6 separate regions of the Mus musculus genome follow, and all the other regions are linked to region 5. Evidence: chromatin loops called from intact Hi-C (ENCODE). Cell type or tissue: heart. All regions are shown on one strand. Links, peaks and the distances in the headings refer to the core of each region. The heading gives the core; the rest is flanking DNA.

Region 1 (5,138 bases), core at 710-4,709, 230 kb after region 5:
GTTCATGTAGTGTTCATACAAGATTAGGCAGTTTATAACTTATTTTCTCTGTTTTTAATATTTTAAGCGCCCGGATGTTCAACCCTTGGATCTTTCAGAGATGGTCTTTTCTAATCCTTTTGACAATTCAAACATATGACCTTTTAAACTTCAAGCCCTGAACCCGCACCAGTCTGGCCCTCCACAAAGTATAGTTGACTTGCTATTTCCCTGCATCAAAACCTAAACTATAATTTGCTAGTTAGGTTCTTTCTGAAGTTCTTATTCTGGGCTCTCCTTCTGGTAGGTAATAAAGCACTAACTTCTTTAAACACCAACATTGCACATACCTCCTTTCCTCTGACAATAGGATTTTACCGTGCCCTCGGCAGAAAGATGACTCAATCCTTTTTAGGAGACAACCACAATAACTCTCAAGTGCATGTTGATTTTCAAAACAGAAAGCGGCCCTACATTATCTGGCTGCTCCCTTTCCTAGGTCTGCTCATTCTCCCGCTACAAAACAAACATGTCTGCAGGGCTGCCTTTCTTCAAGAAACTTCCACAGTCCCAAGTTAAAGATGAAAACATATCCACAGATGTCGCACTCCAAAGAATCACCATTCCTTAAACCTAATACCTGTATGGCTGGAAGACTGCCTCTGCTGGCACCCAGAGACTTTCTCCTCAGTTATGTGGTTTAGCACCTTTGGGGCTAAAACTTAACCCTTCAGCTGTAAAGAGGGAAGGGCAGACACCCAGACAGAACTTTAGCAGGCCCTAACCAGGATCCCAAGTGCTTTCAGGATGGCCATCAAACTTTAGGAAATTGACCATCATAAAAGGCGGCTCTCAGGAAGCGTTTGGTCCCCACCGGATTAAAAACAACACAATGAAAGACCCTTCTCCTGCTGCCCCTGCTCTGGACAAAGAATATCCTTCAGCAAGACCCAGCTCCGTCCTGTTTCGGATGCCTGCATCCTGCCCCAAGAAGCAAGGCAAGGCCACCACTGCTTCTTTGCATTGCAGAACTTCTGCTGTTAAATAGCAAAAGTAGAGATGTACACAGTACAATAAGATGCCATAGGAAAATGGACTCGTTCCTAGTGTCTTCTAAACCATATTTAGTCCTTAAAGGCTAGAAATCTTCCCTGCCCCCAAACACCATCTAACCGCCTTTCACCCAATCCAGTGTGCTCAAAGTTTGGAAAACAAAGGGCAGGAGAGCCCAGATTTGTGAGGTCGGCCATAGTCTGCGAGTCTTTCTCTAGTCTTACTATAGCTATAGTTCTTTTAAGAACTACTCGGACTCCATCATAGATATTTCTTAAAAGAGGCTCAAGGGTTTGTTTATAGAAACAGCCTTTGTGAACTACGGCAGCGGTAGGGTCCCTAGCAGGCTCCATCGTGTCACACCCCCCCCCCACCCCAACTCAAGGCTAGGTCGTGATTTTTCGAAGTTAATAGGCACCACCTGCATACATTCTGCAAACATTACTCATCCGCACGCCCTCACTTCCCCAGCCCCTACTCGGAGACTGCATTTAAACTTTTAATCGCGTTCAAATTACTCTACCATCTCTAAAGCACCAGTATGCCACACTGTTTTTCTCGAGAACAAAACCCCCTCCTCCTCCTCCTGCCCGCATACACTGTGGAGAGTTCTCATTCCCAGAGACACCCCCCACCACCACCTACTCCTACCCGACACCACCAAAACAAAAGCTATCAGATTGCAAGCGATAGCAAGCATGAGCGATACTGCTTATTAAGTATGTACAAAGGAAGTGCAGAGCGGGGGGGGGGGGGGGGGAGGTGTTGGCAGTGCACCACAACTTTGGCCACAACAAAACCAAGGCCAGGGCTCCGCGCTCGCAAAACAAAACAACCACCCGTCCACTACCACACTACAGATCCCGTCGCAGCTCAACCCACCGCACACATCTCTCCCCCAGGCTGGGAGTCCGGTTCTCCCCTCGCGGTCGTGTGGCTGTGGATGCACCTAAATCCGCGCTGAACACGTGTGTGTGGAAAAGCACGTCGACTCTGCACAAGGGTGGACGTACCTATCTCCTCTTACTAAGACGCTCTGGGAAAAAAGTGTCCAGAGCTGGATAGAAACTGAGAGCCCCTAAGCCGAGGATCATCCAACCCTCCCCCCACGAAGAAAGTCCCAAGTTCACACTTTCCTAGAGGAAAATGGTGGGCACACCCTGCACCCCAAGGCCACACTGGACTGTCCAAGTTATCAAGCCTTGGGGTAGGTGGGTAGACGCCCACAGGCTCCAGAGAAGCGAAAGGCCAAGAACCTGAGGGGGTCGATGGGCCCAACAAGTTGGGTGATAGGAGGCTGCGCCCTGATGTTTGGAAACGTGTCCTGGGGCCGCGAGGCTTCCAACCATCCTGTATCTCCCCCTCAAGAACAACTTACACCCCGCAGGGTAGGAGGCTCCGAATTGCCGCCACGGAGCACTAGGTCTACCCCAGCAACCACCCGTGGAGCCTCCAAGGGTGCTGTCATGGTGAGCTGCGCGGGATGGGCGCTGGGGTGCCAAGTGGAGCGCCCCGGAGGGGGGGGGGCGAGAGTAGCGGGGTTCCCGAGGCCACCCAGACGCCAACTTCCCCACCAAGCGCCTACGCGGGGGCTGCCCCTGACCCGCCAGCGAGAAGGCACTGCCCACCCACCAGGCCGCGTGCGGGACAGCGCTCCCCGGACAGCGAAAGAGAAAGCCCTAAGGCCCTTCCCGCGCGCAGATGCGCTGAGCTAGGGCTCTAGGAGCTCCTGAGTCGTGAACTCTCGGGCCCTGCTCTACTCCGGCCTTCCGAGAGAGCCCCACCCTCCACTCCCGAGCCCCGAAGTCCGACAGCTGCGCCCGTGGCAACTGGGTTTTCCCAAACAGGGCGCAGCCCCTCGGAGGAAAAGTTCCCGCAGTGGCCGCGGGCGGCGGGCAAATACTCACTTTCTCCACTCGTCGGCCAGAGAGAGAGCGCGGCGGAGAGAAACACGAGCCCCCACAGCGAGGTCGGGGACCCTCCTCCGGAGCCAGACTTCATTCCTTTTATTTGGGACGAAATTCCCTTTTCTCAAAAATAGAAAAAAAAAAAAAAAAGAAAAGAAAAAAAGAAAAAAAAAGTCTCCAACTCAGTCCTCACTCTCGTCCAAAAACAAGAGCGCAGGCGACGATCCTCGGAAAGCGGCGTGGACAAGGAGGGTGGCGCGGGGCGGCCCCTCAGCGCCGGCAGCAGCGGCCCACGGGGCGGCGGAGTCGGGAAGCCGGGGCGCGCCGGGGCGGGCTGTCGGCGTCGTCGGCCTCCATTTGCAAACGCAGAGATGCAGAAGAAGGAGGAAAACTGTACAGAAAGAGGAGCAAAGCCCAAATCGCCGCAGGCGAGGACAAACGCCACCCGATCCCCGGAGGGAACGACCACCGGAGCCTACGCGGCGGGAGAGCGCGACGCAGTTGGCGAGACTGGTCCGAAGTCCCGGGCGCGGGCGAGGCCGGCGAGGGGCAGAAATGCGGAGTGGAAATGAATGAGCGGTTCCCCCTCCTCCGGCTCCTCCTCCTCCTCTGGGCTCCGCTCGCCGCCGCCTCCTCCCTCAGCGCCGCCGCCGCGAGCTCCTTCCCAAATCCAGGACACACACAAAGCGGCGGCCGCGCAGCGCTCAGCGCTCCCGCCGCCCCGCGTCGGCCCCCGCCCGCCGCCGACTCCGTGCGCGGGGGCTCCGGCTCGCTGAAGGTCAAAGCCGAGCACGCCGCGTGCCGTGGAGCTCTCGCAGGCACGGGGAGAGGCGTGGAGGGTCCGGAGAGCGGGGCCGAGGGTCTGCGAGCGCCGGGCGCGCCGGGACAGGCTCGCAGGCAGCTTCCCTGTCGCTCGCCTCTCTCGAGTTCGCCCGGTGCGCTCGCTCCTCCTCGGTTCCCCCCCCCCCTCCTTTTTTTTTCCGCTCAGCGGAGTTAATGCTGGTAAACAAGAACCTCAGCCTCACCGCGCCGCCGCCGCCGCCGCCACACACTGGGGGCTCTACGCGCGCGCTCTCGGGGCCGCGCACACGTGCCCGCGCGCACACTCCAAGCGGCTACAGCCGCAGTCCCGGCGCGCCGAGGGCCGGGCCCCGACTCGGCAGGCGCCAAGAGCCGGAGTTCGGGATCGCAGGGACGTGCGGAGCGGAGCGCGGGCGTGGGGAGCCGGGCCCAGGAGGCACCGCCCCCCGCGCCTCCACCCGCGCCGGCCCCCGCGCGCACACTGAGCCACGCGCGCGCCCACGCTTCCGCCCCCACCCGCACTGCGCCGGCCGGCCCTGTCCGCACCCTCCCCTCCCGCAGGACTCCAAAAAACAATGCCCGGGGCGCCGGTGGGACTCGGTGGCCAGGGGGGCGGCGGCAGGGCGGGCGGGCAGCAGAGCGGGCGGGCTGCGGGCGCGGTGGGCGGGGAGTGCGGCCTCGGAGCTTCATTGAAAACAACAACAGCGCGGCTGGAGAGCGCGCTGGCCGACTCCGTGAAAAAGCTTCATTGTTTCTTGCAGCTGTTGCAAAATAAATAAATAAGTGCATGCATGCGGCATTTTTTTCGCAGTGTGGTGGAAAGCCCGGACGCGACGGGAGGGGCACACCTGGGGGAAAGGGGACCCCTGAAGACTGCTACGCAAGGCACTTTCCACGCCAGGCTTGGGCGCCCGTGGCGGCGCTCCTTGGGTGTTCCGGTGCTTGCGCGCAGTCGGGGAGCGGACAGGGTGCGGTCCGCGAGGCTCTATTCTCGAAGCACAGCGATTCCACCGCGGGCCCCCAGCCCTGGAAAGGGAACCCAGACAGGCGGCCCCTCGTGCCCAGGACCCGTCTCCGCGGCGGCCGCCAGAGGGCGCGACCGCAGCCTGGGAGGGCTGGCTCCGGGAATGTCGCCTCCCTCCCTCCGGGGGAGGAAATGTGGGGGCCCCGAGTCGGGGACCGACTCGGCTGGGTCGTGCTAGCCGGGCCTCCCAGCCCCATTCCTCTCCCGCCCTGAGGGCGCTCCACCGCATCGTGCTGGTCCGTGCTCCACCACGTGGGCAGCTGCGGAGAAGGACCGCAGCGCGTGTCAGGCTGCGGGAACCCGCAGCTGGGGGGCGTGTCCGAGGGCTTCCCAGGGAGGGGATTGCGGGCGGGGACCCTAACCCGGACAACGTC
Region 2 (5,138 bases), core at 466-4,465, 380 kb after region 5:
TGAAGGATGATCAAGGGCCAGTGAGGGTGCCAACCTGAGAATGAAGTCACCCCAGCTGAGCTAAGGATAAGGGTAATTGAAACGGTGTTGTTAATCTGCTAGATGAAGCTGTACGTGAAATGGACATCTCCACTGTCTTTTTCTTGAGACAATTAAATGCCTTTATTTGCATAAACAAGCGTGGGCTGGATTTCCGTCTTTTGCAAAGGATGAATTCTGACAACCTGGGCCTAAAGGGGGGCTCTGTGTGGCTGTAGGGATCTAAGCAGATGAAAGGCAGTCAGGATACCCTTGGGCAGCTACAATGTTTCCTCCTCCACTAAATCTTGAAGGTAGGCATCCTGTGCACCCCATAGGCTGGACAGTGCTACCAGCCTTGCACCCCATTAGCAGCTACCACACAAAGTTTAAAGTGCGTACCTCAGGCTTTGCAGCTGCCCCACCCCCCATCCCCCACGCGCCAAGTTCATCACTGGGCACCACTGCCCTTCCAAACAAGGATCATCCTTAAGAGGATGGTAATTCAACCTACCTCAAGGCATGCACAGAGGGCAGAATCCAGGCAACCGAACAGAACCAAATCAAGACTTGAGGACTAGCTTATGGTGGGATCAACCTCAGAATGAAGAGCAGAACAAGCCAACACTTGAGTTGGCCGGCACACATAGGAAGGGACAAGCCATGCTGTCATGGTGCAGGCAAACCACAACTGCTCCTGATATAGGGACTGGGTTCTGGGATGTCACAACCAACCTAGACAGCCAGTGAGAGTGCTGTCATTCAAGCTGGCTCCAGAGAGGAGCAGAGGATCCTTCAAGGAGAGCCAGGCTGACCTCCTGTGACATAAAACAGAAATGCCACAGAGGCCACTGAAGGCAGTCACGAGCCTGTGCAATTGGAGGTTTGGTGAACCATCTGGCTATCAGTGGAGTTTTGAATGACTGTAACCAATAAAACAAAGACTGTGGAGCAGCCTGTTCCTGGATAGCCTTTCGGGAACTCCCCACACACGCACGCACTTACTATGTGGCATGCTGAGTGAATTCTTAGAAACCAGGAACCCACCCAAATTAATAGGAACAGCTTCAAAACTGTCTCACGGAAAATAAAGATGTTCCTTGGATTTAATCTTGTTCGCACAGACTTTAAGATAAAAGAGAGGAAGGGGAAGAAGCAGAAGAGGAAGAAGGAAAATCTCAATGTGTGAGATTGCTGTATAATCCCAGCACTGGGGGACAGACAGACAGACTGCTGGGGCTTGCTGATCAACCTAAGGGAATATAGGTGGGCAGCGCCTGAGAAAGGAAACTGAACTTGTCCACTGCCCTCCACTAGAACATGTCCCCACATATATACATGCAACACATACAAAGAAATGCAACCAGGTACCGTAGGATGTAAGGCAAGCATGAACCTGTCACCCCAATAATTTTCAAAAGTTGTCCATAATTGTGTGACTCAGAAAACTGATGTCTTCCCAGGTGAAGAAACCCAAAGTGGGAGGTCATTAGGGTCCCTGTCAGGAGGCAGATGGGGAAGAGCTTAGACTTGTCGGCTTCTCTTTGGAGCCATCAACAACCAAGCAACAAGAACCGGTGCTGCAGACTGACCACCTAGGAGCCATTTTGGAGGTCAGTGAAAGTCCAGGAAGAGGGTCTACTGTTGATCCATCTTTAAAACGTCTCTGTGCTCTGTTTTGAATGCAATTTACCCATTTTATGCTTTGCCTCCATGTATGTATGGGCACCACATGCATGCTTGGCACCTGAGGCGATTGGAAGAAGACATCGCTTGGAACTGGAGTTGCAGATGGTGGAGAATCACCTTGTGTATGCTGGGAATCCAGCCTGGGTCACCTACAAGAGCTGCAAGTGTTCTTAACCACTACAGCCCAAATCTTGGCGTTTTGTTTTTGTTTTTGTTTTTGTTTTGAGACAGAATGTAATTATATAGCCCTGACTGGCCCTCTAGGCTCAAACTCACTAAGCCCCCTGCTTCCTGAGTGCTGGGATGAAAGGCAAGTGTTAAAGTGTTGGGAGGCCACTATGCCCTGCCAGCTCCCTGTGATACCCCTGGGCTTTACCTGGAGGAGTCACTGGAAGGGGCGGCGGCAAGGGTGGGGGTGGGGGGCGTGCGTGCGTGCGTGCGTGTGTGTGTGTGTGTGTGTGTGTGTGTGTGTGTGTGTGTGTGTGTGTGTGTGGCAGTTCTCAATCACTGAAACAAACATTGGCTTTGGGGAACCAGCATTGTCCATTACTGTTGGGGTGACCAGAGCCTTTCTAACCTCAAGATAAAATGGTGGCAATTGTTCTCTTGCAGGAAGGTGTAGGAAAGGAACCAGCCACGTGGCGGTTCGAACTTAAAAACTCTTCGGGCCACAAGGAGGAAAGTGGGTCGCTTCACACCCCCAGGCTCACGGAGAGGCAGGAAGAGCAAGGAGGAGGCGGGGGGGGGGGGGTAGAGAGGAGATTGAGAGGAAAAAGGATGGGCAAGAAAGCGAATCTCCCAGCTGGTGCAGAGCCCCACACGGTGCCTTACTGACACACATCCAGAGATTCGAGTCCCCTGAACCCGCGTGGGTGACTTTGAAGCAGATTCCCGCCTGGCACAGCGCACTCTCCAGCCGCTCACGTGAAATCCATCAAGGCAAAGTCACACCCTACAGCCAGAGCAATTCGGGAAGCTTGACTCTCCCACAAACAAGGTATTGGGCTCTTTCCTCCCCATTCCCTTCCTCTGAAGCTTAGCTTCTCCCTCCGCATCACTGTCCACGTGCGGACTCATAAGGCGCCCACCCCCATCCGGGCGGGTCCCCACCCTAGGGCATTGGATCCTGCGGGTTGTTTACCAGCTGGCCATCTCCCCAGACCCTGCGCGGTGCCGCCACCTGCCGGTGGGAGACTGAACTGCACCCGCGGGTGCGGGCCAGCAACTGCGGGCTGATGACCCAACGCCGCAGGCATCCGAGGATAACCTTTCCCCTTTCTTTCCAAGACCAAATAAGGGGGCTCTTGCCTCTGTGAGCTGTGCCTGTGGCGGTTAAGCCAAGGGGCGTGGAAAGGAGGATCCCAGAACGAGGCTGACAGTCAGCTAAACAACCCACTACATTGTTCCCTCCCCACATGGCCTCCTCCCTGCTCCCCGGCAGTCCCCACATGCAGCAGCAGACTAGTGGGTAGAACTGCAGGGGTATGGAGACATCCCGAACTTCAGCAGCAGCAGTCCCAGCACCCCGCCCCCAACCTCAGGCATGAAGAGCAAGGTACCTGCAGTAGCTTACTCCTGGGTGTTGCCCAAGCTCAGGACCCTCGGGCCTGGGGGTCAGTAGGGCTGAGAGAAGCCTCAGACCTTGGGGAGGGGCGAGAGAGGTGACACTTGTAGAGGAGCTAGACAGGGCTGTCAGACCTCTGAACCTTGGCATCACCCACACAGAGGGAGTCACAGTGGCTGACAGTGTTCAGTAACCACAGAAACCAAGATTTGACCTATATTTTCAAACATGGCCTCGACTCCAGCTTCCCCTCCTTGAAATCGTAGTGAAAGCGTCTGACTTGACTTGTTATGAATGCTCCTCTTGCTTTAGATTCCAGAAGGCCACCCAGAAGGCAAATCAAGAAACCTCACTAGATGGTTTGTGGATAACGGGAGGGTCCTGATGGGTTCCAGGAAGGAGTCAGAGGCTCTCCTCGTTCACTACCTCTTACCGATCACAGTGGTGACTAGATGATTGCGCTCATGTATGTGCTTTTTGACTGTGTGCACTTTGGGTGTTTTGAGTGATGAAACAGAGGGGAGCAAACCAACACTTTGGTCAGGATGACAGAGTGCTTATAGCCTGTCCGATCCGAGCCTTGATTGAGCGCTCCCTGGGTGCTAACCACTGTTCTGAATATCCCACATCATTACCATCTGCAGGTACCTCTGCTACGGGGAAGGACCACGCCTTCAGAAACACAGCCTTCCTCCTACCACCCAGCCAGGTCACTAACTGGATTCAGGCTCAGGCCTTGGGGTTCCAGAGTGTATATACCCTTGACCCAAACCCTAAATGTTCATTAATAGGGATTTGATTCGTTTACTGTACACCCATGTAATGGAATCGTCTTTGGCTGCTTAAATGGGATGTAGACTAGGAATAATTGTCAGAGGCCAAATATCCACCACACACTGTTAAATGGACACAGCAGGGAGTCAACAGCGTGTATAAGTGGATCTTGTCCTGTGGCTGTTCAGAGGGGACTCATGGCAGCACTAAACTGTGGGCCTTGGTGGGTGGCGGAACTTTAGGTGGCTAATTTTACAGGGATGCTTTCTTCCTTCATTGCTGAGCTCTTTGTGATCCACTGTCAAGGCCGTGAATAAATCCCCCACAAAGTCTTCCCTGATCCCCCGAATTGGACACTAACGACCCCCGTGTCCCTCTGGTGTGGGAACTTGCGTGGGATGGTTTCTTAGTTACATAAGCTCTCGGCTCTATTGCCAGCTGAACTGATGACTTTGGAAGGGAGACATGAGCGGTGTCTCCGGTTTCCATGTTTCCTTTGTATCCTCTGTGGGATTCAAATATTTACCTATAGTTTGGCGTCACCCAGTGCTGATGGGAGGACCCAGTGAAGAATTAATTCCATAATTAGTTGTTTGATGTTGGCCTTCTTTTAGTTCAATAAGTTCCCAAGGACAGAGACATGCTTTTCCTAGTCAGCTACATGTCCTGACACTAGGTCTGCCATAGCACACAGCCTGTAGGTACTCCATATAGGTTTACTATGCAAATGAGCATAGCCCTTCGTCTTAAGGAAGCAAAATGGGAGGGTTCTCTATGTCCAGATGTACTATCAAATAATTAAGCATCTCTACAAGGCAGAGACTCTTAGTAGGAACTGGTTCTGGCTAGCAGGGCAGAAAGGGACAGTTTGGAACTGACAAGAAGGCAGAAGAGGCTTTAAAAACTGGGCAGGAAACAAAGGAAATCAAGCTGAAGGAAGACCTAGTCAGAGATACTAGGAAATAGCAGCTGGTTCCAGCACCCCTGAGCACCGTTCCCTGCTCCCACAGATGTTGCCAATGTATCCAGATGCTGCTGCAGTGGCAGATCCTGGCTTGTCACTGCCTTTTGGATCCTTTACCTGAGACTCCTG
Region 3 (5,138 bases), core at 561-4,560, 50 kb after region 5:
GAAGAGAGACAGACAGACAGCTTTCACTCTGGCCTAGAGTGCAGAGAAAACTACTACTTTCTGTGGGAAGAAAAGTCAGTCAACCACAGGAATCACAGAAGGATCCATCACAAGAGGACGCCACTGTCCCTTAAGCAGAGACAGGACTGAGAAGAACAAAGGTACTACTGGGACAGAATATGGAGAGGTCAGCTTGAGGAAGTGCTCTAGCAAATGGCATCAAGGAGGCCATTTCCCCAACTGGAGAGAGACCTCAGATCCTCACCACAGGAGCCAGGTAGCACTGTGGTACGCACACATACCATGTGTGTACTGATGTGGTGGGAGACACAGGCAGAGGTGGCAGGGTGAAATCAGGTCAAGAAGAACTGAGAGCCAGGCCGGGGCCACTGCTCTGCCCTGCTTATGAAAGCCAGGGGATTAAGTCAAGACTTCACTCGTGATTCAAAAAGTTATCTGAAGACATGGCGGGAAGTACAGCTAGGTCTCACCACCCCTCCCCCTCCCCCCCAGCTCTGCATGCTCAACTGAGGACGTGCCACTTGGCACGCTGGCACTCTCCTACAGGAAAACATACTTTGGCTATTCAGACGTGACTTCCTGGCACTCGGAAGCTGTTGGCATGGAAAAATTAACAGGCTGACTTGGCCAGGGAGGAACGGTTAACACAAATCACCAGGAAAAGATGAGCCCTGAGCAAGCGGGAGGTTTGAGGGAAGGGTCACGGAAAAAAGAAGGGGTAAGACACATTTGTCAGGAGTCCCAGGCTGGTACCAAGCCCACTGCATGACAAAGGTCATTGAGCCCTCACAGCCATACACAGACATCACGGCTTTCCTTTCAGGCAGTGGACAAGGAGGCTAACGGAGGTGAACTTACTTGGCCTGGATGAGGCAGCTAATAAGGGACAGGAGCTGGTACACACATCATCACAACATTCTTCATTACGGTCTCTTTCTGCCTTCAACCCCTTGCCCAGTTTGTAACTTCATAAGGTGGGGTAATGATGCCAGGAACTTTGTAGCCCTGAGGCAGAACTCTGCCCCAGCTGTGGCCTTCGTAACCTCCCCTTACTACAAGCGACACAGCCACCTCCACTCAAATCCTGACGACAGCTCAGTATATAACGGTAGCGTGTTACATACTAACTTGGTCATTTTGGGGAAAGCTGCTTGTGTGTGTAAAGGGGGGGGGGTGGTTTGGGGCTTGGGATCAAACAAATGAGTAAGTAGGAAAAAAGACCAACCATCCACTGAGATCCTAACCAGGCTTTCATAACTTAAGACTGGAGTCTTCCACAAACTCACACAGGTAGCCATAGAAGCTACTCCTGGAAATCCAATCCTGGCCAGAACATGCTAGGGCCACCCACATTCCTACCTGCAGCAACCTTCCTTTCTCCCTCAGCATCAACCCTAAGATCCTCCAGGGCTCTGTAGCTCAGTAACTTTGCAGGGTGTTAAGTCTAGAGGAGCCCAGAGGTCCGTGGCCTCCCATGTGGGGGTTACAATTCCTACAACCTTAAATCCTGTAAAGCGTGCCCACAAGGTCCTTCAGCTTCTCGCCAGAACTTCCAAACCTTGCCTTTACACTTAACAAAGCTTCCTACTAAATATCTACACCAAATTTCCGTACATTAGTTTTTCTTTCTGCTTGTGAAAGGGGTGGTGGTGGTGGTGAAACTAGTCAAGATCGGATATCCTCTGCAATACCAGCTTCTAGAAAAGAGCGTTTTTGAATGGGATGCCACGTGCTGTGTTTTGCCATATTGCCTGCGCTTCCTGCTTGGAGCCAGAGTAACAGAAACCTTGGGCACTGGGAACTGTTCCGTGCCACGCAAATTCCACTCCGTATCTTCCAGGCAACCCTGTCGCAAATAATTCATGTCCACTACGCCCCTACCACACAGAATACAACTACATTGTGCTGCTAGAAATGGGAAACCTGATTCAGATCAGAGAAGGTAGAAAAACATTTAGTTCAACACAATACTGCCTTTATGAAAAGGGGCGTGCGCCGGGTGGTGGTGTAAATCCCAAACCTGTAAGTGGGGATAGATTTCAAGACGAATTTTGGAAGAAAATGCAGAATCAAAATAGCATCCAGCTTGACTCAGACCAGTAATAATAATAACAACAACAAAAACCCAGCCAGTCCTTCTAGAGCTACGCCTGTTTAGGCTGCGCGGTGCTCTTAATGGCCAGCCAGCCTGTTCTCCTGGGAAATGGTGCTGCTGCTACAGCGTGACTTGCTTTGCGTGCTGCAATAAAAGGAAAACAAGCTTGCACGACCCAATAGCTTCCTTCAGTTTGTGCCTAGCAGCGGGGAGAAAATTAAAAAAAAAAAAAAAAAAAGCCTGAAAAGGGGTCCTGAGGCAAGGTGAATGGAGGACAGGATCCTAGAGAACAGCACTGCCCTGCAGGATTTTTGTAAACAGCAGCCTGTAATGGCCACGGTTAGAGAAAGAAAAACAGACATGGAGGGAAGCGTGTTTACAACTGCAGCAAGGGCGGGAGGCGGAGGGAGGGATTCCCCGGCTCTGCGCTCGGCCCTCTTCACTCCGGTGGGGCCCCGGGGTTGGGCTGAGCTTCAGCTCCCCACCCCAATCCGTGCTTTCTTGGGGGGCCCCCCATCTTGTTTATGGGAAGGTTACTCCTCCTCGGCTCTGGTGATCGCGTCCCTAATACTCCAGCTGCATCCTTGCGGGATGCCAGCTTGACTGACAAGTCCTGCAGCCAATCGCTGGTTGGGCCCTTAGGAAAGGTGGAATTTCCCAACAAACTGATTGGCTGAGAGAGAGGGCGGGCCCTGGTGATTGGCGTGTTATTCCGAGTAGAAAGTAGTAAACAACCTTGGTCCAGGGGCGGTGGGGAGGGCGCCCGGTGCCAGCTCCCTCTGGCTGGCAGGGCGGGGTGGGGAAGCACCCGAGACAAAAGGAATCCTGGCTGCCACAGCGGGGAGGGCAGGAAGGGGGTGGCCCCAAAAGTCAGCACCTGGAGGCGTCGTTTGGAGCCCCCCCCCCCCCCCCCCCGAGCCAGAACTGCTGACTTTAAGCCACACATCGTTTTTTTGTTTTGTGCAGAACCTCAAAGGTTTTGTTTCCATCATTTTCACTTCTTGTATGGCTGACGAAGTCTCCAATGGAATGATAACCGATTTAGTCGCTTTTGTCCAGAAGCCCCTTCCTCACCGTCGAATAAAAATTTAAAATTGTCTTTTACGAAAGTTGCTTTAAATCACACACTAAAATTGTTGCACTATACAATACGCCATTAATGGCATGCTGGTGCACCAGACACACAGCTACATCTTTTGATAGCAAGTTTTAGGAGCTCTGAGCCTATTGGGAGCAGCTGGGATGGAGAACATACACAAAAAGAAACAACACATGACGGCGTTGGGACCACTTGATAAGAAATAAGCGGTTAACTTGCCTTGCCCATAGTATTTCTGGCAGTCTCACTTGAATCTCCCATTCCCTCACTCCAGCTTCACCATCCTTACAGGACCCCAGGCGGAGGAAACCATCTGCTCTTAGGATGGGGGGCTCTGCTCACCCCGCACATAAACATGCTCACAAGTCGCTATCCTGAGCAAGCCTCCTCAATGTAAAAGGGGACCAGGAGGCCAGCCAAGCCGGCTCTCTCCACTTCAATGCTTGTTGAATATACAGAGACCACGTTGTCACTTTTCACAATCAAGATATATCGGTATCACGATATATCGATAACGGGTACTTTATAGGAGATAACAGTGCAAACTGGCCACCTGGCATTCTCCTTTGCCATTCTAGTCCCTCACCTCTGCTATCTCCTATGGAGCCTGCCACAAGCAACCCCAGTAAATGTTCACCCCAAGTCACCTTTGCTGTATAAAACATGGATTTAGGCTTTCCTTGGTCCTTGCAGCCTGGCATCAGACCCCAAACCAGTAGCTACTTTCATTGTAGGCACCCTCCCTCTGGACACTTTGTTCTGTTCCCAGGTCCCTGCCCAGACCACACACATCATTTTACTCAACGTTGGTTTTTATGCTTTCTAGACTTTACCTCTGCCTGCCCAGGAGAGGCCACTGTTCTCCACCGTTCTCCCTGGCCCAGCTACCCCACTTCTTGCAGAAGACTGAAATTTGTTTTCTTAGCACTAAGTCTCTGATAGGGCTTTAATGCTGTATTTAGACTCCACTCCTACGTTAAGACCCTGAACTTCCTGAGGCCTGGAATGGTATTATCTTCAGATTTGGGTCTTCAGTGGAGATGGGCTTCTACTAAAGTGCCCGCTGCAAACTTGCCAAATATTTCTAGGATTCTTCCCTAGCATCCTGAGTATGCCTACCCCTGAAAATCTTTCCTTACACACGTGCAATTAATGTGTTTTCTCTGCTGGGTCAACAACTCTGTTTTCTCTACTTGGCAAATTTCCACTCTGCCTAAAATCACTTCCTCTCTTGGCATACCTTTCACAACCTCCCACCAACTACACTGTGTACCAAGAGCAGAGAGGTCTCTTTCCGTTCTTACTTCTCTGGCCAGAATTAGCTACAAAACTAGAACTAGCATGGTTTGTTGGTAAAGGAAGAGCGGAGAGGCAAAATTTCAGAAGTGGTATCACCTGTACATCTGCATAACCAACCCATTGCCATCTGTAGGGGTGAAGCAGCGCCATGCTCCGTTTGTGGCTGTGATGGTCTCCCCCTGCTTTCTGTCTGAAGGCCTCTGTCTCTGAGGTGGATTCTTACTCCCCCCTCCATCTCAATCAGAGATCTCCTCCTGGCTCTTATGCTATCAACTCTGCACATCCCCGATTCCTTTCCACCATGACACTGAACTGTCATCTCCTTTTCTATCTGACCAGTCACTGACTTGCTCACAGTTTAGTCTGTCCGCCATACAGCCATATCCAGTGTTCTAAGAATTGTGGGGTTCCACAGCTGGGGCTCAGTCTCTGCTTACGCCCTCATGTGACATCTGTCATCAACCCTCCATCTTTCTAAGCCTTTAATGGTGGAAAAGAGTAAACCTGTAGATAAAGAGTGGTACCAGATTTCACCTTAAGATTACAGATACTTGTTTGTGAATAGAATTTGTTCTGGTACAGGCAAATGCACGGTTTAAAATCAAAACTAACAAAATATACAGT
Region 4 (5,138 bases), core at 673-4,672, 390 kb after region 5:
GCAGCTGTTCACAATGCATCTGGAGTCTGGAATCAGAAGGGAGTGATGGATGATGGTGCTTAGGTCTTCCAGTTGCATGTGTGTGCACGTATTTTGTGTGCTTGCTTATGTGTGGGTCTACATGTACAGGTGTGGAGACCTGTACATGTAGACCCTGATGCCAGGGAATCATCTTCTTATCCATTGAGGCAGGGCTCTCAGTCAAATCAACAGCTCCCAGATAAGGCTCCTCTCGGTAGGCAGGTTGCTCTGAGCATCTTTTGCATCCACCTTCTAAGGCTGGGATTACAGGCAGGCCAGGTATTTACAAAGCTTTCTAGGGATCCGGACTCAGATCTGCACACGTGTGTGGGAAGCGCTTTAACCACTGAGCTATCTCCCTGACTCCACTCTCTCCTTTCTGTACAGTCTGGGATGCATACCCAAGGAGTGGTCTTTCTACAGCTGATGTAATCAAGACAATCCCCTCGGGCATTCTCACCCGCTGGTCTTTCAGGAGCTTCTAAAGTCTGTCAAGTTGCTGATTAGCATTAGCACTCACAGACTTCAACTCTAGAGGGCCTGTGGGCTGCTCTCAGAGCTGGTGAAGCAGACAGAAGTACCATAGCCAACGGGAGCCTTGAAAGCACCTGCACCTGCATGGTGGAGGAGCAAGGGACAGGACACGGCAGGCACAGCATTCACCCTGTCTCTTAGGAGAAATGAGTCTCTCTTCTGCTCACTGGAGCATCTAGCATGGTGAAAGCCCAGGTTCCAGTCTGAGGTCCCCAAAGTCCATTTGGCATCGTTTGGACCTCAGAGGCAGTGGCCGAATGTGCTGTGGTAGACAGACTCCAGCTAGTCTTGCTCACACTTGATTTTATAGCCTCACCGTCTTTCTGTTGCGTTTTCATCTGTGGTTTGCCATTGCTTTTAACTGACCTTCAAACATCACTTGACTCCGTGCATTTTACATTCCCAAGCTGGGGGCTAGGTACAAAATCAGGCTAAAGACATTCTCTGCTCAGAAGTTCTTGATAAAGCCACAAGGCCAGTATCTGGAGAAGGGGCGCTGAAAGTTGAACAAGGAATTGTGTCACATGAGTGTGATGGTTAGTCTGGTCAACTTGATTAGACTGATATGCACCTATGAGATTTGTAGCTCTCACTCCTGGGTGTGTTTGCAAAGGGCTCAGAGACAAGCAGAGCCTAAGGGCTGTGACCTACTGGGTGGTTTCATCTGTGCATAGACTCGGAGTTTTAATAACTCATAAGGAAATGGTAGACTGCAGAAAATGGTCCTGCTGGAGGAAGTGGGGTGTTGGGGACATACCTTCTGAGAGTGGCTTTCTGTGTTACTCTCTGCTTCCTGAATACTACAAGGAGATCCACTGTCTTCTACTGTTCCCTGCTTTGTGATGGGCCCCCAAACAACAGAACCATCCAACTGTGAGTTAAAACTGGGTCCAGTAGCCAGAGAGAATTCTCCCTTCCTTAAGTCTTTCTTTCAATTATTTTATTGCAGCATCGAAACACTGAGCAACATGGTAAGTTTGGAAAGCTTTGCAAAGCATCACCCTCTTTTGTGTGACCTCGAGGCTCTGAGAAAGTCCTACGGGAAAAGGCTTTTGTTTAACAGTCTCACCCAGGAAATTCCAGACTTATTTGACACTGGGACTTTTGGTAGCAACTTGCCTTTATTAACATCCCAGGGAACTAGAATTCTGTGGCAGACATTGGGACAATGCTATTGGGTTGCCAACCAGTGCATTGGTGACTTGACCTGAGCAAGAGGGAGCTAACTCACCACCCAGCCATCACCCACTGATTGGAGCTAGGCTGAAGCTTAGCCTTGCTGGTTTTCCTGACGGAACCCGCACCAGCAGCCGGCTTGAGTCTCCAATTTGCTTACGGCCTTGTGGACTCCTCAGCTTCCATAAATCCATTATCCAATCCTTGCAATCAATTAATTATTCACATTCTACTGGTTCTGTTTTCTCTGGAGAATCCTGTCTAATTGGATTTTGGTAGAAAGGTCCACCAGGCCTTAAGGTTCAGGCTAACCAGTGAACAGACAGCCATGAAGATTGTCTCGTGTCCTGCTTGTTGCTCTCCGGCTTGGAGATGGAGCCTACATCAGTCAGGAGTGCTCTGACTTCAGAATACAGAAGTTACACAATCTGCCAAAATGAATATGTTATAAATTTCGATGGGGAAAAAAAATCCAAATGGCAGAAACACCGATAGAGTGATTACGCTTCGTTTTAGAGCTAATTTTTATACAAAAATTGTCTTGAAGTTGTTTCTCTGGACTTTGCCCATAATCGTTGCATGTTGAGTTCTTACAGGGAATCAGCAGATGGCTCTTTAATGAACCAACAGTGCACGACCAAGAAGTGTGGAGGCTGGTGTTTATTTTCAGATCAAAGGGAGAAAAATTAAGCCCAGAGGTGCTTGTTTTCCGGAAAAATCACACTCTTGTGTGTTAGGGTGACAGAAATCTTCTTGATTTCACAATTTTCTCCTACCCGCCCCATTTACTCCCACACTAATCTGAATCTATAAATAGGGTTTAAATATTGCTCTTCTGAGGCTGGGCGTGTTGCTCGGTGGTAGAGCGATTCACTTAGCTTGCAAGAGGCCCCGAGTTTGATTCCCGGATGAGCCAAAGTCAGCGATAAATACATAGTGCCTCTTGCCTATTTGCAACAAGGCGAACTAGCTACTTTTAATTAAAAGGTTTCCAAAAAGCCTCACTCCGAATAAAGGGTGCGGCCTTTCCATAAAGAACGCCTTGCTGTAATTTACACCCAAGAAAAAGATGTAGGCCAGGAAGAAGAAAGGAACCGTCTCGCTTTGACCGCAGAAAAAGCCAGGGTTAAAACAATCCGATGGGTTTGTACCTTTCCTTTCACCTTTGTGGGCCCCTCAGAACTTGATGCCAGCCAACGCGGTGAGGCCAAGCCTGCAGAATACTTGCTCTGGAATCTGCTCTGCTCTCTCTCCTAGCTTCCTGCTTGCCCACGGAACAGTTATTGGAAAACACCTGGTATTGAAATGCTATCGTGTGGACAATCCGCCATCTAGTGGCCTGAGAGAGAATTGCAAAAACAGCTTTCGGGGGTTATTTGCCAAAAGTGGCCTTCAGACCAAAGTTATTTATGCCAATAATTCTTAGGCTTTGCTTCACATTATAACGTCTCAGGGAGCTTGTAAAAGTCTGATGCCAAGGCTACACCCGCATACCAACTAAGTCGGAATTCCTGGGAATTGCAATGGGTCGTGCTTGTGAGCTGCGATCTTTGCAACCAAAGCAGTTGATTAAAACAAAGAAAGTGTCAGGCAGTCTCGTGTGTTTCTGTGAGATACTGTGTGTGCTGATTTCTTCTCCCTTCTCTCTCCCCCAACTTTTATTTTCAGACAAGATCTCATGTGTCCTGGGCTGTTCCTGAGTTCCTGATAGTCTTGCCTCCACCAGACCCTCCCCTACCGCCCACTCATTGCTAGAATTATAGGTGTGTGCCACAATGCATGGTTTTGATATCCTCCCTCCCTCCCTCCTCCCTCCCTCCCTTCCTCTTTTTCTTTTTCTTTCATCTTTAAAAATGGGACCAATATACATAATACTAGATTGTTGGCAAGCACAAACTTGAAGTTTGACTCCTTGGAGTGTCAAACATGTGCTTTAGCTAAACATATCTGCCATGGGGACCTTTGATGACTGGTTCCATGAAACACTGGATCATTGTATATAACACACCATGAGAATCGCTGTGTGTTATGGTTTGAATGTAAAATGTGGACCCCTGTCCCACCCTCCTTGTATGACTCAGTCCTCAGACAGTGGTGCAACTTACGTTGGCTCTGGAACTTTTACAGCCAGAGGTCTAGTTGGCATAGGACCAAGTACCATCTGGGCAGAGCTACATCTGGGCAGAGCTACATCTGGGCAGAGCTATAGAGGTATAGCACACAGCTTCTTGACCTACAGGGCTGTAAGGAACTCATGCTTCAGGTTTCCACCACTCCAGTCTGGTGTCTAGAACTGATGGATGGCTGCCTGATGCCTGTACCCCTTAAAGTGTGAATTGAAATACATCTCCCCTCCCCTCTGTTGCTTTAGCTGGGTATCTTAACACAGTAGTGAGAAAGCTAACTGCACACAATGAATCACTTAGTCCTGACCTGACTACACAATAGATTCTATTTAGATGAATTTTATTAGGAGTCTATAACATTACCTTTCACTTGCTTTTTTTTTTATGTTCTTTTTTTTTTTAATTTTTTATTAGGTATTTAGCTCATTTACATTTCCAATGCTATACCAAAAGTCCCCCATACCCACCCACTCCCACTCCCCTACCCACCCACTCACCCTTTTTGACCCTGGCATTCCCCTGTACTGGGGCATATAAAGTTTGCGTGTCCAATGGGCCTCTCTTTGCAGTGATGGCCGACTAGGCCATCTTTTGATACATATGCAGCTAGAGTCAAGAGCTCCGGGGTACTGGTTAGTTCATAATGTTGTTCCACCTATAGGGTTGCAGATCCCTTTAGCTCCTTGGGTACTTTCTCTAGCTCCTCCATTGGGAGCCCTGTGATCCATCCATTAGCTGACTGTGAGCATCCACTTCTGTGTTTGCTAGGCCCCCGCATAGTCTCACAAGAGACAGCTACATCTGGGTCCTTTCGATAAAATCTTGCTAGTGTATGCAATGGTGTCAGCATTTGGATGCTGATTATGGGGTGGATCCCTGGATATGGCAGTCTCTACATGGTCCATCCTTTCATCTCAGCTCCAAACTTTGTCTCTGTAACTCCTTCCAAGGGTGTTTTGTTCCCACTTCTAAGGAGGGTCACTTGCTTTTTAAAAAAGATTTATTTTTATTTTTAAATTACATCTAGGTGTGTCTGCACACGAGAGATCAAGTACCCACAGAGGCAGGAGTCATCAGATTTTCCTGAGCTGGGGCTGTGGGCAGTTTGAGCTGTCCGATGTGGGGGTGGGGGAACTAGGCATTCTCTAGATTCTCTTGACTGTTGGGTCATCACTCTAGCCCTTTAATTTTGAATTTTTTGAAATGTATCTTTTTATTACATTTACTTACTTTGTATGTGTGTGCATGTGTGTGTGTGTGTGTGTGTGTGTGTAACATGTG
Region 5 (5,138 bases), core at 390-4,389:
TGCACACGCACGGGCTCAATGAGCCGCTAGCCTTTGGTAAGGAGTGTTCCCCTACCATGCTTGTTTATTGGAGTAGGAAACAAAGACCCTGATCAAAGGAATCCAGATCGTAGTACCTAAGAGTGTATGTCCTAGGGAGGTCCTTGGATACCTGTCAGTCAGAACTGCCACCTACGGGACCCACCAATGTTCACTCTTATTGATATGGGGGTGGTCAGGATAGGCAGACAACTGAAGGATAGGTGTAATGGTGGAAAGATTGGGTCCCATTAGGTGTCTTGCCTAACCATGGGCCATTCTTAAACTGCTGCCTCAACGCTAACCTCACCGGTCTGGCTGCTCCCAAGTCTTGAGAGTCCCAGGAGACAAAAATCTCCTGTTATTGAAGACACCTCCAGGCCGGATACAAGGGCCAACTAATCAGGTCAAACTCCCATCTCCATCTAGGCCAAGGCCTCTTAGTAAACTAATTTCTCAAGCAGGAAACAGAATTGTACTGAAAATACCTTCCTTCTGAGCCACACATTCTTCTCCCCAGGGAGGGAGCATGAATTAGAAACCAGGAATTTGACAAATGAATGGCAGGCACATAGAAACTCAGGGTATTTGACTAATCACTTTGAAAAGCAAGATTATCTTTTCACAGTAAACACAAACTTTCTCTCTTTAAACAATGCAGAGAAGGCTGGGAGCCAGAATACCAATATCAATAAAATCCAGGCATTGTGGAGCCTACAGAAGGTAAAGAAAAATAAAAACCTTCACCAAAATAATAATCAACCTGCTGGGGAGGGCCCGTCCACACAGTGCCTGCTTCCCAACCCCCACCCGAGGCCTGCCTCCTCAACACCTTCTGCAATAGTGAGAGTTAAGAGATATCCCCAGGTGGAGATTTGTCTACACACCTTCAAGATACTAATGTCCTTGAATGGTCATTGTTTTCTCAGGGAGATGACTAGTTAAGGGAACCACTCAATAAATGCGACTTCATAAATCGTTTCTAAGCTCACTGCCTTTTTACATCCACAGAATATTTTTAAAAACCAAACTGTTCATTTTTTTTCCTTTGGCTCCTACACGCTGTATGATCTCCCGGAGTTTTATTGAGTGGTATTTTGGCTCTTAGTTCGATCCTTCCTTCTTTCCTACCTTCCTTTCTGCACCCCCCCCACCCCCTCAAGACAGGGTTTCTCTGTGTAGCCCTGGCTGTCCTGGAACTTACTCTGTAGACCAGGCTGGCCTAGAACTCAGAAATCCACCTGCCTCTGCCTCCCAAGTGCTGGGACTAAAGAAATGTGCCACCACTGCCTGGTAGCTTGTAGCTTTTTCAACATTAGAAAAAAAAATCCCCTCTATTGGATGGGTTTCACCTGCCAATGCATAGACCTACTAGGATGGTTAGTCAACAATTTGGGGGCCCTGTCACATGATAAGCTCACAGCCAACACTTAGCTATGATCTGTGGCTACCATTTCTAGGCCTCCCTTTTAAGTGAAGACTGCAGGGGACCGAGTGTAGAGTCTTCCATGTAGGAACTGATAACCAGGCCCAAGCACCTTCTCCACTGCTTATGAAGTGGCACCTGAATGGTTTACTCAGCTTCTCTAGGGCTGCTGGTTCTCAGCTGCCCATGGAGCTATCTTTTCTGGTCTCTTCGGGCCCCGAGGCCAATTGAGAAGAACTGGATGCTAAATATAAAAGGACGTTATAAGCTTTGAATCACCTCACAAAGGCACAGGATGACCTGTGCTACTCTCTGAACTGTCAAAAGTCCCCCAGAACAAAGTCACAGAAAATAGGTAAGTCCTGCACCTTGATACAGGCAGGGCTGAGCTCAAGGTCTCCAGCCTACACAGGACCCCTCTTTCAAGCTCTTACTGGCATCCTGGAAGCACAGACAACCAATAACTCATATCCATTTTTGCAAGGAGACACTACTACTGCCTGTGACAGCTGTCTCTAGAGGGCATCAGAAGCCAGTACACTGAAGCTGTCACCAGTACAGTCATTTATAACACTACTTAGCCCATCTGTAGAATATTGGTTCACTTCAGGTCCACAGTTATACCATCTACAAAGGCTCAGTTAGTATGGAAATATATACCCAGGCAAAACTAAACCAAGCACCACATAGATTGACAAAATAGGCCGTTTGTTCCTGAGTGCTTTTTAAAAACAGCTTTGCTGAGGTACGTTTTACCTTCTAAAATTGTTCCCACTATAAATATACAGCTCCATGGGCTTCAATAAATTTATACAGATGGCCAATCATCTTTCAATCATCCAGATTCAGAACATTTATATCAAACTGAAGCCCCCCCCCCCATTCTTCTCCCATCCAAGGCATTTCCCCTGTCTGTTCACCCAGGATGCTACATGTACCATTGGCTAGTATCTTACTGTGTGTTTTGCGCTTATACTGAGGAACCCCTAGATTATATCTAACGCACCATTTTGAGAAAATACTATGGAAAATGTTGCTAAGAGCATTCACATGTGATATTTGCATACACATGCTTCCATATCTCTAGGAACAGCCTAGACTTGCTAGGCAAAGTAACTAATTGTATGTATTTTAAAAGTCCCAAGTATGTGCTAAAATGTGGTTATGTTAGGGTCTAGTTCCAGAGATGCAGGGCACATTACAAAACCCTGAGTCTGCAAAGGGTAGAGATGCCTAAACAGACTAAGAATTCTAACTTTATACTGGCCCCCTTCCAGTATTTTTGTTCTGTTCAAGACAATAATCTTTGGCAGCACCTAAGAGCTTGAACTTTTCATTTATTTGATTGCTCCCAAACCAAAGTTGTCCAAAGCAGAGCATTTTTTTTTTCAGATAATGGAAATATTTTCTCTCTTATTCAAGGAGAACCACATATCCCTATCCCCAGACAAAACTTGATTTTCCTTCTTAATCCCCCCCATGACCCCCACACTTTGCTAGAGATCAGGTAGCAAGCACCACACACTCTAGGTTAAGTGCTCTATCACTACACCACACCACTACTTCTGAGAAAACCCTTTCCTTTCTGTGTCTGTCCTTGAGTACACAGACGTGCAGGCTTCTGGACACAGGAGAGAGACACTGGGCATCCTCCTGTTACTCTCTACCCCACTGTCCTGAAACAGGCTGTCTCACGGAGTCTGGCTCAGGTCAGGCAGGTCATCTGACTAGCAAGTTCTTGGGATCAGTCTGTCTCAGCTCACCACCTGGAGCTACTCCTGGGTGCAGCTAGGCTCAGTCACGCCGAGGATTCAAACACGAGGCCTCATGATTGCCAAGCAAGTACACTTAGCTAGGGAGTCATCTCTCCAACTCCTATGATCTTATCTGAAGTTGGGATTCTACAGCTATGCCACACTACAGAGAGAGTGATGGCTGAGACCAAAGGGTCCTGCTGCTACCCAAGTACCGTTCTGTGGCTGTGCACCCTGATGTCTGCTCTGCTGGGATTCTGCTTCACCTGTCGTCGGCCTGGAAATCAGTGTACAGAAATGTGGCCTGATGAGCATGCATGACCCAGGTAAGCAGGCCCAGAAAGAAAACACAGGAACTACACGCCAGGCAAAACACTTGTGTTCCCACGGGGGGCTACCGAGAAGGCCAAGATCAACTGCAGTGCTTTCCTGGATAGCTAAGGCTGAAGGATACCTTCATGGGGGTGGGGGGTGGGGTGGGGGGAAATATTCCTCTTTCCATCAAGACAGAAGTCTTCAGAATCCTCCTGAGCCGCACGGAAGCATTTATGCCATTTTCAGTAGCCATACAAAAAGCTCAAGAAATAGATTCCTTCAACACTGAGTTGAGGCAAGATTGCTTAAAAATAAAATAAAATATAAAATAAAATAAAAACTCAGAAGTGGCCTGGGACTATATACATTTGAAGGATCACAGGGATAGCGAAGTCATTTCTAATCTTTGCCATGTGCCAAACATACACAGAAATACTCAGAAAGTTACTCGAGCTTATGCTGGCAACTCCCCCACCCCAAGTTTTCTGTCTGACTTGGGGTGAGGTGAACCTGGTGAAGTTCCACAGGGCTCCCCTTTCCCTGTAACTGTGATGTATCCACACATTCTGGGAAACACTGGGGGGAGGGGGAGGAGGCTATCAGTATAAACGACAGCACCCTGAAATTAAATGTCAGATAACTCTGCTAATACACCCCTCCTCAAAATCTCCAGTGCGTCCCAAGGCTTACCTAAATGATAACCTCTACATCTGCATGCAACAGTGCCTCCTATAATCCTAGTACTGCCTACCTCCCCCAGGAGCTGAACACAAGACAGGCCCAAATGTCATTCTGTGCTCTCTCCTCTTCTGTCCCTGTGCTTTCTAGTCCCCCAAACCCTTCCAGGCCAGCTTTGCTCAGAAGCCTGTGTGGCCTTCTCCACCAGAGTCTTCCTTTTGGTACCCAGAGCACCTTCTGTCCTCTCCTCTGGGGCTCTCTGAAGCCTGTGCTTTGCACTACCTGTGTTCATCTGCTTATTACAAATCTTTCTCTCCTTTATTAAATAAGTGAGGAAGAAGTGAACCAGCTGAGCCCTAATACTATACAACGAGAGACAAAGGTGAGTTGTTGCTATGGGTGGCCCCTCAAAGCTTTGGATTTCATCACAGTTACCAGAGAAAGCTACTACTAAAGAGTCTCAAATGTCCTGGCCAGAGATATCCTTGAAGCAAGAGGCTCTCAACCTGTGGGTTTAGATTCCTTTGAGGTCAAATATCAGACATCCTTCATATCATGCATTTACATTACAATTCATAACAGTAGTAAAATTACAGATATGACGTAGCAATGAATAGATTATGGTTGGGGGTCACCACTACATGAGGAACTGTATTAAAGGGTGGCAGTACTGGAAGGCTGAGAAACACTGTTTTTTAACACAAGTCTCCAGGCCTCACCTGCCCTCCACTCCCTTCTCAAATGCTAACAGCAGGGCTGGCGTCAGCTTTCCAGGGAAGCTTCCCCAATACCAGAATCCTTAACAATACTTGGCTGATATTTATAGTAGCCAGAAGCTGGAAACAACCTAGATGTCCCTCAACAGAGGAATGGATACAGAAAATGTGGTACATTTACACAATGGAGTACTACTCAGCTATTAAAAACAATGACTTCTTGAAATTTGC
Region 6 (5,138 bases), core at 328-4,327, 120 kb before region 5:
CCACCAGGGCCAAGGCTAGGTGCTTGCTAATTAGCGGCATACTTTCTGATCATATGAGGTTAGGACAAACGTCATGAACGTGTTATGCCCTGTTCACATCCTGAGATCATTGACCCTGCAGGTTAAGACCCTACCCTCCACCCTGAAAGAACTCGTGGGCAGTGCAACCAAGACACTGGCTGTCCACAAGAGAAAGTTGTGGTTGGCCTCCCACCAAGGCCACAGGGGCAGATATAGGAGGGTCTCGAATTGGCAAGCCATGGCCCAGCCTGATTATCTTGAAACTGGGAGTCACTTTCTGTTTGGGGGGGGGGGGCAGGGAGCAGGAAACATAAATTAACTGTGGGAAGCCACATGTGCCATTGCAGGATGGTGCTGGCTTCCACTGGCCACCACACATACATAGGCAGTAAAGTTTTTTTTTGCCAAGATGAGGTTTTGAGAATTAACCAAAATTAACCAATCAAATGAGAGAGAAGTTAACCAATCAGATGAGAGAGAAGTTAACCAATCAGATGTAGGCATGCAAATGAGGTGGTAAGCATAACCCATGCATAACCGATCCGGGTGTGAGACACGCCTCTCCTAGGCCTATACAAGCAGCACCAATTCTGGGCTTGGGGTCTCTTCGCCTCTGCAATCAAGCTCTCCCAATAAACGTGTGCAGAAGGATCCTGTTGCAGGGCGCGCGCAAGAATTAACCACTGTGGGTGTCATGAGACTGACTGCAGACCTCTATGGGGCAGAATCATCAGACAGAACACCTGGGGCACCCTGCAACCTGGGCCACAACACCGCATCCATCCTAAATAGCTACCCCACACCCACTATTGAGGAAAATGCTACCTGCTCCCCCAAACTCAACAGCTCTCCTCTACAAAGAAAATATTTATGTAAGCCTTATGGAAAACTGGGGGAGGGGGGGCGCGGGGCTGGAGAGATGGCTCAGCGGGTAAGAGCACTGACTGCTCTTCCGAAGATCCTGAGTTCAAATCCCAGCAACCACATGGTGGCTCACAACCTTTTGTAATGAGATCTGATGCCCTCTTCTTCTGGTGTGTCTAAAGACAGCTACAGTGTACTTACACATAATAAATAAATAAATCTTAAAAAAAAAATAACGTTGAACCTCTCCTGGGCATATATCCAGAAGATGTTCCAACTGATAAGAAGGACACATGCTCCACTATGTTCATAGCAGCCTTATTTATAATAGCCAGAAGCTGGAAAGAACCCAGATGCCCCTCAACAGAGGAATGGATACAGAAAATGTGGTACATTTACACAATGGAGTACTACTCAGCTATTAAAAAGAATGAATTTATAAAATTCCTAGGCAAATGGATGGACCTGGAGGGCATCATCCTGAGTGAGGTAACCCAATCACAAAAGAACTCACACAATATGTACTCACTGATAAGTGGATATTAGCCCAGAAACTTAGAATACCCAAGATATAAGATACAATTTGCTAAGCGCATGAAACTCAAGAAGAACGAAGACCAAAGTGTGGACACTTTGCCCCTTCTTAGAATTGGGAACAAAACACCCATGGAAGGAGTTACAGAGACAAAGTTTGGAGCTGAGACGAAAGGATGGACCATCTAGAGACTGCCATATCCGGGGATCCATCCCATAATCAGCCTCCAAACGCTGACGCCATTGCATACACTAGCAAGATTTTGCTGAAAGGACCCAGATATAGCTGTCTCTTGTGAGACTATGCCGGGGCCTAGCAAACACAGAAGTGGATGCTCACAGTCAGCCATTGGATGGATCACAGGGCCCCCAATGGAGGAGCTAGGTAACCAAGGAGCTAAAGGGATCTGCAACCCTATAGGTGGAACAACAATATGAACTACCCAGAGCTTGTGTCTCTAGCTGCATATGTATCAGAAGATGGCCTAGTCAGCCATCAGTGGAAAGAGAGGCCCATTGGTCATGCAAACTTTATCTGCCTCAGTACAGGGGAATGCCAGGGCCAAGAAGTGGGAGTGGGTGGGTGGGGGAGTGGGTAAGGGAGCGGGTGGGGGACTTTTGGAATAGCATTGGAAATGTAAATGAAATAAATACCTAATAAAAAAAATTTTTTAAATAACGTTGAAAACTAAGGGAACCTGAAAATTGAAGATTCACCAAGTAGAAGGGATAGATATCCAAAATGGACAGAAAAAAGGGACTCTCCTCCTCCATCCCAGGAGAAAGCCAGGGCCCCACCCCATGGGGCCCTGGGAAGTAAACTGGTCCGGGCTGGGATAGGCCATTCTTGATTCTGGTGGTGGAAGACAGGCCCCTCCCCTGTGGGTTCCAGATGTGAGCCCCTGACAGGCCTTCATGGCTTGGACCGAACAGGAAATACTTTTCCAAAGCCAAAAGAATGTAATCTCTGCAGCGTAACACTAAACGCTTTTATTAAAAAGGCATACAGTTGAAATACCTCACTGCAGACTGTAAAGAAGTTGAAATTCCTAGATAAAGCCCGGGTTTATGAATTCACTTGAGCACATGCTAGCAGTATCACCCGAAAACCAAAAATAACGGTGCACATCAGAATGTTGTTCTACAGAAAATATGGAGAAGGCTCGACATTCCCTTAGCAAAGCCTGAGTTCAGAGAGCTGCTCAGACTCTTGTCACCCACAGCCCAGCAAGGCAGCCGTCACTCAATCCAGCCCAGAAATGCACGGTCCTTGGACCATAAACAGCAACGCTTGTTAACACAGATGTCGGTGGGCTCAACGCACGGACTCAGTACGCTGTTTGCACAAGACTCTCCCCCCATACTCCCTTACCACAAAGAGCAGGGAAACACTTTCATTTTTGGCAAAGCACCATTTTTCTAAGATGAGACTATTATTCTGAGACACACCAAGGAAATATTTCAAATTTTACTAATCCCGGTCTTACAAACTTGGCTTTATTGAAAAGCACTACCTGGCAGTAACTATGGGGCATTATGTCATTGGAAAAGCTGGCTGTAATGACTCAGGATTTTCTTTCTTTTCTTTCTTTCTTTCTTTCTTTCTTTCTCTCTCTCTCTCTCTCTCTCTCTCTTTTTGTCATGTGGGTTGTTGTTCTTCAATTACAGTAAGGAAGATTCTTGCTCCAGATAATGTGGAAAAAAAACAAAAACAAAAAACAACACAAGGACAAAAAACTCAACTCCGTTCTACCATCAAAAGGAAGCTGAGCGGGTGCCGCAGATCAAACATTTTTTCTTGTGTATTTTTTTTTCTGTATCTTTTTTCATGCAAGTGAATTTTCTTCTAAAATTAAATTATTCCAGAATGTTTATTAGAGAAGAATCTACTACAGGAAGGTAAAAGACCAATTCTGGGCTCCGCAGAGAGTTAAAGACTAGTTTCTCATCAGACATGAGCAGAAAACTCTAGGAGCATGCAGCAAGACAGCTTTGTGTGCTGTAATGGTTTGTATATGCTTGGCCCAGGGGGTGGCACTATTAGGAGGTGTCGCCTTGTTGGAGTAGGCGTGTCACTGTGGGTGGGGGCTTTAAGACCCTCATCCTAGCTGCCTAGCAGCCTTCAGATGAAGATGTAGAACTCTCAGCTCCTTCTGCACCAACCATGCCTGCCTGGATGCTGCCATGTTCCCACCTTGATGATAATGGACATAACCTCTGAACCTGTAAGCCAGCCCCATTTAAATGTTGTCCTTAATAAGTGGTGCCTGTTCACAGCAGTAAAACCCTACCTAAGGTGTGTGCTCTGCAAACACACTAAATGACATCCCCAGAACATCTAAATGTCTCAAAATCCAAAAGTCACCTCATCAGGACCCCTGGCTTGACCAGAGGCGCCTGTGGCTCAACACCATACAGTCCATAGGGCTGCGTCTGTAAAGTGAATGAGGTTTAAAAATAAATAAATAAATTCACAAGTACACACCTTGAGCCTCGAAAGAAACCATTAAAGGATGCCCTGCTGGAGCCGGAGAGATGACTGAGCCTGCATGTCCACAGGACCTGGGTTCAGTACCCAGCACCTACCTGTAGGCTCACAACTACTTTGTAACTCCAGTTCCAGGAGAGCCAACATGCTCTTCTGGCCTCCGGAGAGACCGGTCAGCTTGCAGAGGGTGCATAGATATAATGTATGCTAAACACACTCATCTACTTCAAGGAAAAATAAATAAATTCTTAAAAGGGAAAGAGGGTGCTTACTGGTGGTGGCTCATGCTTTTAACCCCAGCACTCAGGAGGCAGAGGCAGGTGGATCTCTGATGGCCAGCCTGGTCTACAGAGCAGGAATTCTAGGACAGCCGGGGCTAGAGAAAGAAAAACCTGTTTAGGGGGAAGGGGAAGGAGCTTATTTTTAACTTGAAGATAACTGTATTTCATCTTTATCTTGTTATTTGTTTACTTGTTTATTGGTGCTAGAGACTGAGTTCATGGGGTCTTGCACAAGCCAAAAACACACACTGTGGCTAAGCCACATCGGCAGCCCAGTGTGCTTAACTTTTAAAAAGTAAAATAGGGCTGGCGAGATGGCTCAGCGGGTAAGAGCACTGACTGCTCTTCCGAAGGTCCTGAGTTCAAATCCCAGCAAACACGTGGTGGCTCACAGCCACCCTTAATGAGATCCAATGCCATATTCTGGTGTGCTATAGCAGCTACAGTATAATTATTTATAATAATAAATAAATCTTTCGGCCGGAGTAAGCAGGGACTGAGTGAGTGGGGCTGACCAGAGCGATCAGGGTTGACTGGAGAGAGCAGAGGTCCTAAGTTCAATACCCAACAACCACATGAAGGCTCACAACCATCTGTATCGCTACAGTGTACTTATATACATAAAATAAATAAATCTTTAAAAAGTAAAATAAAAAGGCCAGGCATACAGTATCAAACACCTTTAATCCCAGCATTTGGGAGGCAGAGGGGGGAGGATCTCTGTGAGCATGAGGCTAGCCTGGTCTACATACCAAGTTCTAGGACAGTCAGGGAAGCTTGTCTTAACATAAGTTAAATTAAAATTAAAAGAAGGCACTGGGGGCACTGCAAAGTTGAAAGAGCTCACAAAGGCTGCACGAGGCCCAGCACTGCAGAGAAGCAGGTATAATCACTCACATCTGTGACCTTAGCACTCAGGAAGGGGGAGTCAGGAGGGCCAAACATCCTGT

The links. Hi-C counts contacts between places; a loop is a spot of excess contacts. Peaks named below come from ENCODE experiments on the same cell type or tissue, not always from the same donor. Only the 100,000 strongest peaks of a DNase experiment are listed, where the experiment ranks them.
Region 1: a loop joins it to region 5, with 2.9 times the contacts of the local background. A loop is called at or near these places in 2 of 42 quality-filtered maps.
Region 2: a loop joins it to region 5, with 3 times the contacts of the local background. A loop is called at or near these places in 2 of 42 quality-filtered maps.
Region 3: it touches region 5 in a loop (2.7-fold over the local background); 3 of 42 quality-filtered maps call a loop at or near these places.
Region 4: a loop joins it to region 5, with 2.7 times the contacts of the local background. A loop is called at or near these places in 3 of 42 quality-filtered maps.
Region 6: it touches region 5 in a loop (2.4-fold over the local background); 3 of 42 quality-filtered maps call a loop at or near these places.

Annotation. Positions count from the first base shown.
Region 1 is chr7:67,950,754-67,955,891 of GRCm38, reverse strand. Igf1r (insulin-like growth factor I receptor) reads right to left here and starts at 3,635. Exons shown (of 21, transcript NM_010513.2): 1 at 2,940-3,635. The coding sequence starts at 3,033. In heart, for the core only: a CTCF peak has its summit at 2,929; DNase peaks (open chromatin) are centred at 1,801, 2,581, 3,561 and 4,111; H3K4me3 peaks cover 4,000 bases; H3K27ac peaks cover 4,000 bases.
Region 2 is chr7:67,801,489-67,806,626 of GRCm38, reverse strand. 4833412C05Rik (RIKEN cDNA 4833412C05 gene) reads left to right here and starts at 3,131. Exons shown (of 3, transcript NR_045954.1): 1 at 3,131-3,262. Gm34350 (a long non-coding RNA gene) reads right to left here and starts at 3,438. Exons shown (of 3, transcript XR_391567.3): 1 at 3,267-3,438. In heart, for the core only: no CTCF peak of the experiment used is centred there; a DNase peak (open chromatin) is centred at 2,926; H3K4me3 peaks cover 1,315 bases; H3K27ac peaks cover 2,251 bases.
Region 3 is chr7:68,126,813-68,131,950 of GRCm38, reverse strand. All of the region lies in intron 2 of Igf1r (insulin-like growth factor I receptor), which reads right to left. Among named protein-coding and RNA genes, the nearest start is that of Gm51488, 7.8 kb to the left of the region's middle. In heart, for the core only: CTCF peaks have their summits at 1,895, 2,943 and 4,059; DNase peaks (open chromatin) are centred at 1,840, 2,650, 3,540 and 3,840; H3K4me3 peaks cover 2,259 bases; H3K27ac peaks cover 3,225 bases.
Region 4 is chr7:67,786,810-67,791,947 of GRCm38, reverse strand. The region is part of intron 1 of 4833412C05Rik (RIKEN cDNA 4833412C05 gene); the gene reads left to right. Among named protein-coding and RNA genes, the nearest start is that of Gm34350, 14 kb to the left of the region's middle. In heart, for the core only: a CTCF peak has its summit at 3,069 (motif pointing left); a DNase peak (open chromatin) is centred at 3,057; H3K27ac peaks cover 288 bases.
Region 5 is chr7:68,176,708-68,181,845 of GRCm38, reverse strand. All of the region lies in intron 5 of Igf1r (insulin-like growth factor I receptor), which reads right to left. Among named protein-coding and RNA genes, the nearest start is that of Gm51487, 22 kb to the right of the region's middle. In heart, for the core only: a CTCF peak has its summit at 1,965 (motif pointing right); no DNase peak of the experiment used is centred there.
Region 6 is chr7:68,291,777-68,296,914 of GRCm38, reverse strand. The region is part of intron 1 of Fam169b (family with sequence similarity 169, member B); the gene reads right to left. Among named protein-coding and RNA genes, the nearest start is that of Gm16157, 18 kb to the right of the region's middle. In heart, for the core only: no CTCF peak of the experiment used is centred there; a DNase peak (open chromatin) is centred at 2,274.